Linked DNA regions of Homo sapiens: all the other regions are linked to region 1. The links are chromatin contacts, found by Hi-C in ENCODE. All regions are on one chromosome and are shown on one strand. Each heading gives the region's core, a stretch centred on a gene start or an enhancer-like site at or near the end of the contact. The rest is flanking DNA. Distances are from core to core; before and after follow the strand shown.

What was found. A loop is a pair of places that touch in the nucleus more often than their neighbours do. Pooled maps may share reads with other maps.
Region 2: a pooled map shows a loop between it and region 1 (4-fold over the local background). The contact joins two enhancer-like sites. A Hi-C loop is called at or near these places in 2 of 37 single-sample maps with no recorded cell type and 3 of 50 pooled maps.
Region 3: a loop to region 1 is called in a pooled map, with 3 times the contacts of the local background. The contact joins two enhancer-like sites. A Hi-C loop is called at or near these places in 2 of 37 single-sample maps with no recorded cell type and 3 of 50 pooled maps.

What each region holds. Positions count from the first base shown.
Region 1 is chr3:186,150,668-186,154,687 of GRCh38, reverse strand. All of the region lies in intron 24 of DGKG (diacylglycerol kinase gamma), which reads left to right. Among named protein-coding and RNA genes, the nearest start is that of ETV5, 44 kb to the right of the region's middle. Within about 2 kb of position 2,232, at least 4 of the 41 ENCODE cell types and tissues checked have a DNase peak (open chromatin) inside an H3K27ac peak, as active enhancers do.
Region 2 is chr3:186,998,016-187,002,311 of GRCh38, reverse strand. All of the region lies in intron 2 of ST6GAL1 (ST6 beta-galactoside alpha-2,6-sialyltransferase 1), which reads right to left. Among named protein-coding and RNA genes, the nearest start is that of ST6GAL1, 70 kb to the right of the region's middle. RefSeq lists enhancers at 1,083-1,202, 1,343-1,392, 1,403-1,622, 2,161-3,051, 3,052-3,942. Within about 2 kb of position 1,376, at least 10 of the 41 ENCODE cell types and tissues checked have a DNase peak (open chromatin) inside an H3K27ac peak, as active enhancers do.
Region 3 is chr3:187,023,836-187,027,795 of GRCh38, reverse strand. All of the region lies in intron 2 of ST6GAL1 (ST6 beta-galactoside alpha-2,6-sialyltransferase 1), which reads right to left. Among named protein-coding and RNA genes, the nearest start is that of ST6GAL1, 95 kb to the right of the region's middle. RefSeq lists an enhancer at 1,606-1,935 and a silencer at 3,489-3,578. Within about 2 kb of position 2,420, at least 6 of the 41 ENCODE cell types and tissues checked have a DNase peak (open chromatin) inside an H3K27ac peak, as active enhancers do.

The DNA of each region.
Region 1 (4,020 bases), core at 983-3,482:
TCTTTTTTTTTTCTTTTTCTTTTCTTTTTTTTTTTTTTTTTTTGAGACAGAGTCTCGCTCTGTTGTCTAGGCTGGAGTGCAATGGCACGATCTCGGCTCACTGCAACCTGTGCCTCCCAGGTTCAAGTGATTCTCCTGCCTTGGCCTCCCAAGTAGCTGGAATTCCAGGCGCCCACTACCACACCTGGCTAATTTTTGTATTTTTTAGTAGAGACGGGATTTCACCATGTTGGCGAGGCTGGTCTCAAACTCCTGACCTCAGGTGATCTGCCCCACCTCGGCCTCCCAAAGTGCCAGGATTACAGGTGTGAGCCACTGCGCCTGGCCTTGTCCATTTACATTCGAAGGCCTCTGATGGCAGGAAACACTGTCAGGAAGCAGCACATTCTAGGATCTTGGAGAGCCCGGAAACAACTAAGACCGGAAAGCCATGCAAACCTTCCTCCTCCCTTAGGCTCACCATATTTCTTTAACTTTTAAAATATCGCAGAGACTATTTGAGACCTTCCAGATTTGTGCCTTTCTATGCATCTCCAGTTCAAATTACAGCAGACCTCAGACACTTTTCTTTTTTGTTGTTTTGTTGTTGTTGAGACAAGGTCTCACTTTGTCACCCAGGCTGGAGTACAGTGGCGAGAACACGGCTCACTGCCGCCTCGACCTCCCAGGCTCAAGCGATCCTCTCACCTCAGCCTTCCAAGTAGCTAAGGGCGCGCCTCCACGTCTAGCTAATTTTTGTATTTTTTGTAGAGACGAAGTTTCACCATGTTCCCCAGGCTGGTCTTGAACTCCTGCGCTCATGCGATCTGCCCCTCTGGGCTTCTCAAAGTGCTGGGATTACAGGCGTGAGCCACCGCGCCTGGCCCCTCAGACACCTTTCAAATGGTTTGGGAAGGGTTCACACTTCAGGTTATTGGCCATTTTACTAGGCATTATCTGAATTACACACCCTGAGAAGGCAACATTCAGGAAGAAGTCCCTCAATCTCTTGCTTCTCTTGAAGTAATAAGAATGTGTTGGTTTGCAGAAAACAGCCCCCAACAAAGTCAATCCCCAGCACTAGTGAAGTTCACATTTTTATTCTATTTTAAAGGGGAAATTACATGCTGTAATAGTTTTGTGAACTTCGAACTATCATGCAAGAGTCTAGTGTATCAATTCTCTCTGTGATCAAACAGAAAACTATGCACTAAGCTGCTGATCTTAGCACTTGGCCAGGTGCTGTCAGTGATGTGAATAGTTTTTAAGAAAATCATGGAGACTTTAGTTAATGGCCTGACTCGCCCAATTACCAAAGAAGCTTGGGTGCTAACTACAGAAACGTGGGATGACCTCTTTCTATCAGGGTTTGAAAAGGCAGGCTTAGCCACATCCAACTACCTCCTAAAATAGGATCATAACTATTTTACCTGCTAGCCCCTAATTTGAGGGTAAGGGACTGATATCTCTTTGACTGGAAATGAGGATATGATTTCATACTTCTTTCGGTTCTATAGTAATAGAATCCACAAAGCTGACCAAAATATTATGTTACCCAGGAGCCCCAGACTCCTACCCTGTCAAGACCTTTGTCAGAACCGCTGAAAAACAAGCAGGAGAGATTTGAGTTTTACTTCCTCTTCCGTGCCCTGGAGGTACTAACTAGCAAATAAATAGCTCAGCTAAAGGGATAAAAAAGAGAAGCAAGGGTCTTGTGTCATCTAAATAAAAAAAAAAAAAAAAAAAAGGCCGGGCGCGGCAGCTGGTGCCTGTAATCCCAGCACTTTGGGAGGCCGACACGGGCGGATCATGAGGTCAGGAGATCGAGACCATCCTGGCCAACATGGTGAAACCCCGTCTCTACTAAAAATAAAAAAATTAGCCAGGCATGGTGATAAGCACCTGTAGTCCCAGCTACTCAGGAGGCTGAGGCAGAAGAATCGCTTGAACCTGGGAGGTGGAGGTTGCAGTGAGCCGAGATTGCATCACTGCACTCCAGCCTGGGTGATAGAGCGAGACTCTGTCTCAAAAATAAAAAAATGTGGGGGAGGGGCTCTACCAGCGGGAAATGTAGGCACCAGCTACCATCCTCTGCTTCCAACAGAGCCATCTCCACTGCCAGCACGTAGGGCTTATCAGTCAGTACTTCCACAGTGTGTTGTACCCTGAACAGGCACTGCACTGGCTCAGAGAGTGCCGTGGTGAATAAGCTGAAGTCCTTCCCCTCATGGGCATGGGAGATCAGGAGTGAGAGAAGGCTGACCACAGGGGAACATGCCACAAACGTGTTCCACAGGGGAACAAAGAATGCTACATTGCATGCCACAGATAAGTGCTGTCCGAGTCTCCAGTCTCCAGCCTATGCCTCGCTTCCGTGCGTCCTGGGATAAACATAATGCCCACAATAAGACACACAGCACAAAATGATGTTGATGCATTCTCGGTTTTCTCCTCTGGTGACTATCAAAAAACAGAGACTCTCTCCCCTTTTAGGTCTCTGGGCTGGTGGAAGCCAACATAAGGATCATTTTCAGCTTTTAGCACCAGGTTATGCTAATTGTCCACAGTGTCTTCTGGTTCTATCCTTCCCTTCCATTTCCTGGAGCCCTTTATTTTTATTTTATTTTTTTGAGATGGAGTCTCTCTCTGTCGCACAGGCTGGAGTGCAGTGGTGCAATCTTGGCTCACCACAACCTCCGCCTCCCGGGTTCAAGTGATTCTCCTACCTCAGCCTCCCACGTAGCTGGGATTACAGGTGCCTGCCACCACCTCCAACTAATTTCTGTATTTTTAGTACAAACGGGGTTTCACCATGTTGGCCAGGCTGGTCTCAAACTCCTGGGCTCAAGTGATCCGCCCATCTCAGCCTCCCGAAGTGCTGGGATTACAGTTCCTGGAGCCCTTTCAATGTAAACCTGGCTTACAGTAGTGCCCTCTTAGCCAGGCACTCACTACCCCAGCTCACCTTGACAACAGCTGTTAAATAATTTCCCTCAAACTCTTTTCTTTTGTGTCATGTTATTCTCCAGCACAGAATGCCATCTCTCATGCTTCCTCATTTCTTCATGTGAACCCAGTCTTTCTGCCTCCCTTTAAAACCCCACACCAGCTGCCCCACCTGTGTCCATGACCACATTTCTCATAGTTTGCCCTGAACTCAACCTGCTCATCTGTGACTTCTCTACCCACTCCCTTTTCATCAACACATTTCCTTTCCTTCCTTCAGATTTTAAAATTCTTTCCTCCTTGTTCCCATCAGACTTTTCTCATTCCATGCCCACCTTGTTTTGGACACCACTTGGTTTAGCCGACATTGATTTAAACTCGTTGATGGTTCTGTGTTCAAGAGTTCTGTTGTTCCCTGCGGTCACACTGTCATTTCCTATAATGTGGTAAAAACCACAAGAATGAGTTCATAGGTTCTGTTTCTTTTGACATCCATCTTTCTCCTTCTCTTTCTCCATAAGACAAGGATTTTACTAACTGTTACTTTCCATTTTACAGTTTACAGTGGGCTTTCATTGACAATCTATTCTTTGATCTTTGTGAGGAAAATAAGACAAATGTTATCCTCCTCATTTACAGTTCAGTAAGCACTGGCTCTGAAGAGTCAATGATTCATCTAAATGTTCACAGCAAAGAAGTGGAAGTGTCTGGACTCAAACCCAGGTCTTTGAATTCTAATTGCTTCCTGTTCCCACTTCATCGTCCTACTCTGAGCATTATCATACTTAATAAATATTGTGGATGGATAATGTAGATTATTAAGGTGGCAAGGCCACACTCAGGTAGGAATTAACTATTTCAAAGCCATGACCTGAGGATAAGGTTGGGAATAAAGGCAAAAATGAGAATACATCAGTGTCTTTCACTTCTGATTGACTTAAAGTTTACAGGAGGAAACACTTATAAACCCTAAAATTTAAAGAAAAAAAAGTTTTAAAAAGAATTTGGGGTCTTCCCTCGAAGGCCAAGAAAAGAGGAAATACATAAGGCACTCAATTGGGAACTCTCCACATAATGGTGCTTGGTCAGAGGTCA
Region 2 (4,296 bases), core at 127-2,626, 850 kb before region 1:
GATAGCTTCCATAAACCTGACAGTTTGACACTAAGTGTGGGAGGGAAATCACTAAACTAATAAGTATATGAAATATCATCCCTTCTTTGTGGAATTATGAGCTCATTCATCTCCAAAACAAAATTACATTAAAAGCTTCAGACACACGAAAATGTTGATTTGCCTCCCATTTGTTTCAAGATGGCCTTAAACCTAGAATGTGGACTTAAAAATACACCATAACAGAAAATATGGTCAGATCTAACAGCTAATTACAACACCAATATAAGGCAACAAAGCTCTCTCTTTGGTAGAGTAGAAAATAAAGCTAAAAACATTGTTTGTTTGTTTTGTTTTTGGGTTTTTTTTTTTTTTTTGAGACAAAGTCTCACTCTGTTGTCCAGGCTGGAGTGCAGTGGCGTGATCTCGGCTCACTGCAACCTCCGCCTCCCGGGTTCAAGCAATTCTCCTGCCTCAGCCTCCTGAGTAGCTGGGATTACAGGCGCGCGCCACCACACCCGGCTAATTTTTGTATTTTTAGTAGAGACGGGGTTTCACCATGTTGACCAGGCTGGTCTCAAACTCCTGACCTCGTGATCTGCCCGCCTGGGCCTCCCAAAGTGCTGAGATTACAGGAGTGAGCCACTGAGCCCGGCCGTTTGTTTGTTTTTCATTACATATATGGTGGGCCCTTTATGTGCAGGACACTGTGTGAAATGCATTTTCTCACTTAAACCCCTAACATGATGCTGAAGTAGATGCCATAATCCCATTTTACAGATGAAGCTGAAGTCCAGAAAGGTCAGCCATTTGACCAAAGTGGGCCTCCAGAAAGCAATGGAAGTGAGATCCAAACCCAGGTTTACAACAGTTATTGAGCACTACTTATGTGCCAGGCACTGATCTCAGCACTTTTCAAGTATTAACAGATTTAATCCCCACTGCAATATTACAGGGAGACATTGCTGTCACCTGATTTTAGATGAAGAAATGAGGCAGAGAAAGGTAAAATAATTTGTCCAAAGTCACACATCCCTCTGATTCAATGCCTGAGACAGATCTATGTGCAGTGGAGGGTATGGAAAGTGACATGCAGGTCATCCCTTTCCTCGGGCTGTGGACATTTCAGAATGTCCAGGGTTCGGGTAGGAACACTGAGTTCTACCTCGCTTCTGTGCCACTGTGGGAAGTTGAGGCCAAACTTAGTGAAGCCACATGGCCAGCTTGAAACCTGTGGGTCTTCGGGTTTGGCTCTCACCATTCATCTGCAAAGAAAAGCTGTGTAACCCACCTTCTCCCGAGGAAGGCACCTTTCTGCCAACAATGGCCTCACCTGACACTCTGGTCAGTTACACAAGCACTGTTCTAAAAAGCATCTGGGGAAGTACGCACAAATGCATGGCCCATTTCTACTCCAGTTAAATTTAGCAAAACTTTGAGTAAATTTTCACACCCAATGCTGGTGATTAATAGCAAAACAGTTGTGCTCATGTATCACTCATGGCTGGGAAAACAGAAGTGAAACCTTACGAAAATACCTCAGAACAACCAACAATAGTTGAAAAACAGAAAAGAAACATAAATGTGTGGGTGCCTACTGTAGCATCAAATGTAATGCTGAGAAAATTTGGAACAACCTAAATATCTAGCCATAGGAACAAGCAAAATTGTGATCCAGAAGTCCATCGATTGCCTATGAAGCCATTAACAAAAGACATGCACTATAAAGATGAAAAACAATGTTTATAGAAACAAAATAAACTTTTTTTTGAGCCAGAGTCTCGATCTTGTCACCCAGGCTGGAGTGCAATGGCAAAATCTTGGCTCACTGCCACCTCGGCCTCCCGGGTTCAAGCGATTCTCCTGCCTCAGCCTCCCGAGTAGCTGGGATTACGGGCACCTCCACCAAGCCTAGCTAATTTTTTTTTTTTTTTTTTGTATTTTTAGTAGAGATGGGGTTTCACCATGTTGGCCAGGCTGGTCTCGAACTCCTAACCTCAGGTGATCCACCCACCTCAGCCTCCCAAAGTGCTGAGATTACAGACGTGAGCCACCACATCCGGCCCAAAATAAACTTTTGGTCAACACTAAAATTGTAATTCTATTAAAAGCTTGCTTTGCAAACAGACTATGATTACAAGTGACCATTGTTACAAGTGAACAGTAATGTGTCAGGAGGCAGGATACATTTTAAAAATGTATCTTGGCTGGGCACCATGACTCATGCTTATGAATCCCATCACTTTGAGAGGCCAAGGCAGGAAGAATGCTGGAGGCCAGAGGTTCAAGATCCGTCTGGCCAACATACTCTACAAAAATGTTCTTAAAATAGCTCAGTGTGATAGTGCACGCCTATAGTCCCAGCTACTCAGGAGGCTGAGACAGGAGGATCCCAAGCCCACAAGTTCAAGGCTGCAGTGAACTACAATAGCCACTCCAGCCTGGGCAACAGAGGAGGACTCTGTCTCTAAAAAAAATATAAATAAATAAAAGTGTATCTTTACTGCTGTCATAATGTTTGTGAGTAAAACAAGAAAAACAAGTTTAGCACCAAGTTTGTTGCCCCCAGAGCACGCACATGGCCCTCCTACTCCACTTACCCTCCATTAGAATATAGTAGTCTTGGCTGGACACGGTGGCTCATGACTGTAATCCCAGTGCTTTAGGAGGCCAAGACGGGAGGATCATGAGGTCAGGAGATCGAGACCATCCTGGCTAACACGGTGAAACCCCATCTCTACTAAAAATACAAAATTAGCCAGGCGCAGTGGTGCACTCCTGTAGTCCCAGCTACTCGGGAGGCTGAGGCAGGAGAATGGCCTGAACCAGGGAGGCGGAGCTTGCAGTGAGCCGAGATCGTGCCACTGCACTCCAGTCTGGGCTACGGAGTGAGACTCCGTCTCAAAAAAAAAAAAAAAAGAGATTATAGTAGTCTTCCTTCAAGGCGACAAATCCGGGCCTACTTCTTCCCCGGATGTCTTGCCTTAGCATAGGGGACAGAAACACATTTATTCAGCACCCATAATGGCCTGGCCCTGACATAGCTGAGCTGTTCCTATGCATTATCACCTTGAATGACACACACCTTCTACGAGGCGAGTGGTGTTAATGGTCCCACGGCCCTAGACAGAGGCTTACCGCCTAGTGAAAGGATTCCCTTAACTTTCGCATATGCATTTAAAAAGGAGGATTCCCTTTACTTCCCCAGGGCCAGCTGCCTCCACAAGAGCAAGTTTAACAATGGTTTGGAAATAAGATACCCCTGCATTGCCCCCGGGCCCCCTTCCTGGTCGGCTGGCAGTTGGCCACAGTGGGAAGAGGAGGGAGAGGCCAGGATCCAGTTCTGTTGCTTTCCAGCTTCGTGCCCCCCAGGCAAGTTACCTAACCTCTCTGGGCTTCATTTCCTCAACCATTAGATAGTTCTGTAATAAACTTTTCACGTGATTATTGAACTATATGAAATAATATACGTAAAATGCTTAGAACTGGGCTCCACAATGCAACAGCCACTAGCCAGATGTGGCTAGGCCAGATGAGACGTGCTGTAAGTGTAAAAATACACACTGAAGATTTCTTATGGAAAAAGGAATGTAGAAAGTATGATTCGTAATTTTATATTGATTACATGAGAAAGTAAGAGTATTTTGAATATATTGAGTTAAATAAAATACAGTTGATCCTTAAACAGCACAGTTCCATTTATATGCAGATTTTTTCAATAAAAGTTACACTAAGTGTGCCTGTCTCTCCTGCCTCCCCCTCGCCCTCCTTCTACCTCTGCCATTCCTGAAACAAACCCAATCCCTCCTCTTCCTCCTCCTCAGCCTGCTCAATGTGAAGATGATGAGGATGAAGACCTTTATGAGGATCCACTTCCACTTACTAAATAATAAATACATTTTCTCTTTCTTATGATTTTCCTAACATTCTTTTCCCTAGCTTACTTTATTACAAGAATACAGTATATAAAACACATAACATATAAAATATGTGTTCATCAGTTTTTTATGTTATCAGTAAGGCTTCTGGTTAACAGGATATTCGTATTAAGTTTAGGGACCGTCAAAAGTTATACGTGGATTTTCTTTCTTTTTCTTATTTTTCAGAGTCTACTTTCAGAAAATATACATGGACTTTCAACTGCACAGGGAGCTAGTGCCCTTAACCCCTGTGTAGTTCTATGTTGTTTAAATTAATTTCATCTGTTTCTTTTTACTTCCCGTATTTTTTAAACAATTAAATTTTATAAAAATAACAATAGAGACAGGGTGTTGCCCAGGCTGGTCTCTAACTCCTGGGCTCAAGTGATCCTCCTGC
Region 3 (3,960 bases), core at 1,171-3,670, 870 kb before region 1:
TTCTCTACCTATACTCACCCTCTACTGCTTGTGAGCATCTTGCGGTCAGCTCTCCACCTACCCAGCCCCCTGCAGTTTGAGCTCAATACCTGTTTGTTGAAGTGCACTGAGTCCGGAAAGTCGGTTCTGTCAGTGAGCTTCTACAGAAAGGAAGCCTTTGAAAATTTTTTTTGAGAAAAGAAGACGGGGCAAGAAGGGGGGCCGGAATAAAACACTGCACTCACTTCACTATTTACCCTCTTATCTGTTATCTGTAGAGAGGAGGCAACACTGAGGAGCACAGTGATTCTCAGACTTAGAGCACACCCAAATTATTAAAATCACTTGTTAAAATGCGGGTTCCTGAATTCTGTCTCAATCATTCTGATTCAAGTAGTCTGGGAGGTTGGGAGAATATTGGGGGGAAGTTGGAAATCTGCATTTAATAAGCACCCCAGGTAATTAATTCTCAGGCAAGTGGTGAGAAACAGGTCGCTGAGAACAGTGCTACTGAAAGTGAGATCTGCAGAGAAGTGCTAGGCTGAGAAAGCTTTTCAAGATGCAAGATGAGAAAAGTACAGAAATGGAGTGTAAGTGACTTTTACAGTAATTTTAAAGAGTAATTTTATGCCTGTTAGATCAATACTTTTTAAAATGGGGCTTGTATTTCAAATGTCCTTTTTCTCATTTCATGATTCTGGAATCCATGCTTTTTTATTTATTTGTTTATTTTATTTTTTATTTTTTATTTATTTATTTATTTTTTTGGAGACAGAGTCTCCCTCTGTCGCCCAGGCTGGAGTGCAGTGGTGAGATCTCGGCTCACTGCAAGCTCTGCCTCCAGGGTTCACTCCATTCTCCCGCCTCAGCCTCCCCAGTAGCTGGGACTACAGGTGCCCGCCACCATGCCTGGCTAATTTTGTTTTTGTGTTTTTAGTAGAGATGGGGTTTCACCGTGTTAGCCAGGATGGTCTCGATCTCCTGACCTCATGATCCACCCGCCTCGGCCTCCCAAAGTGCTGGGATTACAGGCGTGAGCCACCGCACCTGGCCCCATTTTTATTGTATTTTACGTAACTACTGATGTGAGAGGAATTGGGAAAAAAAATTTGGTTCTTCACCACCAATAGTTTGAGAAGCCTTGGCTTTGGAGAAACAGTTCACTCAGGCTCTAGTCTCAAAAAGCTAGATTGAAATCCTGGCTTTTGTACTGTAAGTTATCTTAGGCCAATTAGTCAGTTTCTGTGAACCTTGTGTCTTCATCTGCGAAGGATAACAATACTTAAAAGGTTGCCTCTGCAGGGCTGTGCTGACAATTTAATGATAGATTTTTATCACTTTATTTTAGCTAATAATTAATGAGCTTTTACTATGTGCTAAGTAATTTACAGGCAGTAAAGGTCCTGTAATTTGGTGAAGCTCATTTAATTCCTGCAGCAACAACAGTGCCCAAGGCGAGCACTGTTATCACCATGTGCTTCACAGAGTCCCCAGAGGAGCCTGCCCAGGCTGTCTGGCTCTACCACCCCAGCTCCTACCCACCGAGCTCTATCAAGCGGGAACCAACATGGGTCAAAACATTAATCATTTGTCAAAACATTTCTGACAAGTCACCGTTTTGCTCAAAAGCGCAGCAAAGGTCAGAAGCATGATATGCAACAAGAAACCGACTTGTAGCTGGTGAATCTGAGAAGACAGTGAAAGAAAGGAAGCCATGAGGGGCGCGCAGTGCCTGAGAGGCTGTGACTGTTGGCAAGTGTTTACCTGAGGACAGGCCCACCTGCATGGCTCATGGTGGGGAGGGGGAGATCCTGCCCAGAGCAAAGCCCTGAAGATAAAGGGCTTTCACTCCTGCCAAGGGTCTCTTACCAGAGATTACATCTTTTCCCAGCCAGGCAGCACTGATAATGAAGTCCTCAGAACATTTCCCTGAGTACATTTCCCCAGAGGTTTTCTAAGAGTCTGGAGAACAGAACTTTGTTGGGGGGTGTTGTGTCCCCACCATGAGGTCAGGCTGCGGTCCCTGACCAGAGCCAACCACTCGGAACTGATTAGGAGAGCTCTGAACTCCAGATTGACACAGCCATGGCAAAGGGAAATCATGAGCCATTTGCTACTGTCTTCACCCTTGCACCCCATGCACAGACAGACAGACTTGTATTCATAGAAATATCTGCCTTCCTATTTGACAGGTGCCTGGCAAAAAGTAGGCCTTTCGTGCCCCATGAATTCCCTTTCTGTATAATGCCCACTCCCCACTACACACCCCAGCCCCAGGAGGCATCTCCCACATGCTCACCACACAATTTGCACTCCGCTTGGTAAATCAGCATTAAGCAGAGGAGAGCGCAGGAAGGGCCTATATAGAGAGTGGAAAAAACACTTCACCCCTCCCCAGCAACACAGCTACCCACTCTTTCCTCCACATCCCTACACTACACCACACCCCTATGCTACAGAGAGCCAGACAAAGAAGAAAACGGGCCCGCCATCTCCTCAGAAAGAGGAACTGTCTCACCTCCTAATCTTTACTACACTGCTTCGATTTTTCTTGGAGTAATTTAAAGCAAACGCCAGACTTTGTATCAGTTTCCTGCTACCAGCTCTTCCCAACTGCGGATCCAACAAAAAATTAAGCCTTAATGTCCTAAGACCTCCATTGTATGCAACGCATCAACTAACTCCCATGGCATCGAGAATTACCTACGTACCACCCCTGGCAGAATCGTACCACCCCTGGGAGAATTGAGAACGTAGACCCTCAGATTCTCTACACTGTGAGACACACACACACAGACACACACACACACACACACACACACACACACGCACCAGGTTCTGCCAGAGAATATATGAATATAAATAATAATTCAATATGATCACAATGCCAATATCACCCAATATCCAACCCACCTTTAAATGTTTACCAATTCTCTCAATAATGTCTTTTACACTAACCTGCTCAAAAGGGGATCCAAACAAGGACAGGACATTTTGTTTGGATGACTGGATGATGTGCCATTTTCAATTCTCTCTTATCTAGAAGAGTTCCTCGCTCCCTTACTTCTTCTTTTCCACGGCATATATTTGTTGAAAAAATGAAGTCATTTCTCCTGTGGAGTGGCTTATGTTCTGAGCCTGGCTCACGGCTTCCTCAGGGTGTTGTTTAATGTTCTCCTCTCTGCTCTGTGTTTCCTTAAACTGAGTGTTAGATTTCAAGGCTTGTTGAGATTTGGTGGTTTCAAATTCAATGGTTCTCCCAGGCTTTTTTTGTTAAAATATATACACATATACTCTCTCTCTCTCTCTCTCTCTCTCTCTCTATATATATATATATATATACACATATATATGTGTATATATGTGTGTGTGTATATATATATAGAGTATATGTGTGTGTGTATATATATATATAAAACATTTAGGCTGGGCGCGGTGGCTCATGCCTGTAATCCCAGCACTTTGGGAGGCCGAGGCGGGCAGATCACGAGGTCAGGAGATCAAGACCATCTGGCTAACATGGTGAAACCCCCGTCTCTACTAAAAATACAAAAAATTAGCCAGGCGTGGAGGCATGCACCTGTAGTCCCAGCTACTCAGGAGGCTGAGGCAGGAGAATCACTTGAACCTGGAGGCGGAGATTGCAGTGAGCAGAGATCATGCCACTGTACTCCATCCTGGGTGACACAGCGAGACTTTGTCTCAAAAAACAAACAAACAAGCAAAACATGTATATATGTATATATATAAAACATATATATGTATATATATACCCAAAAGGATCTAAGTCCTGGTAGTCTAAGGGAGTTGGAGGTGAGGAAATGAATAGGGAAGGTTGAGTTCTTCTACTTTGTGGTGGCCCCGGGGCCTGTAAGAAAACTTACACCAATACTCATGCGATAGGTTCATTCTTTTTTTTTTTTTTAATTATTATTATACTTTAAGTTTTAGGGTACATGTGCACAACGTGCAGGTTTGTTA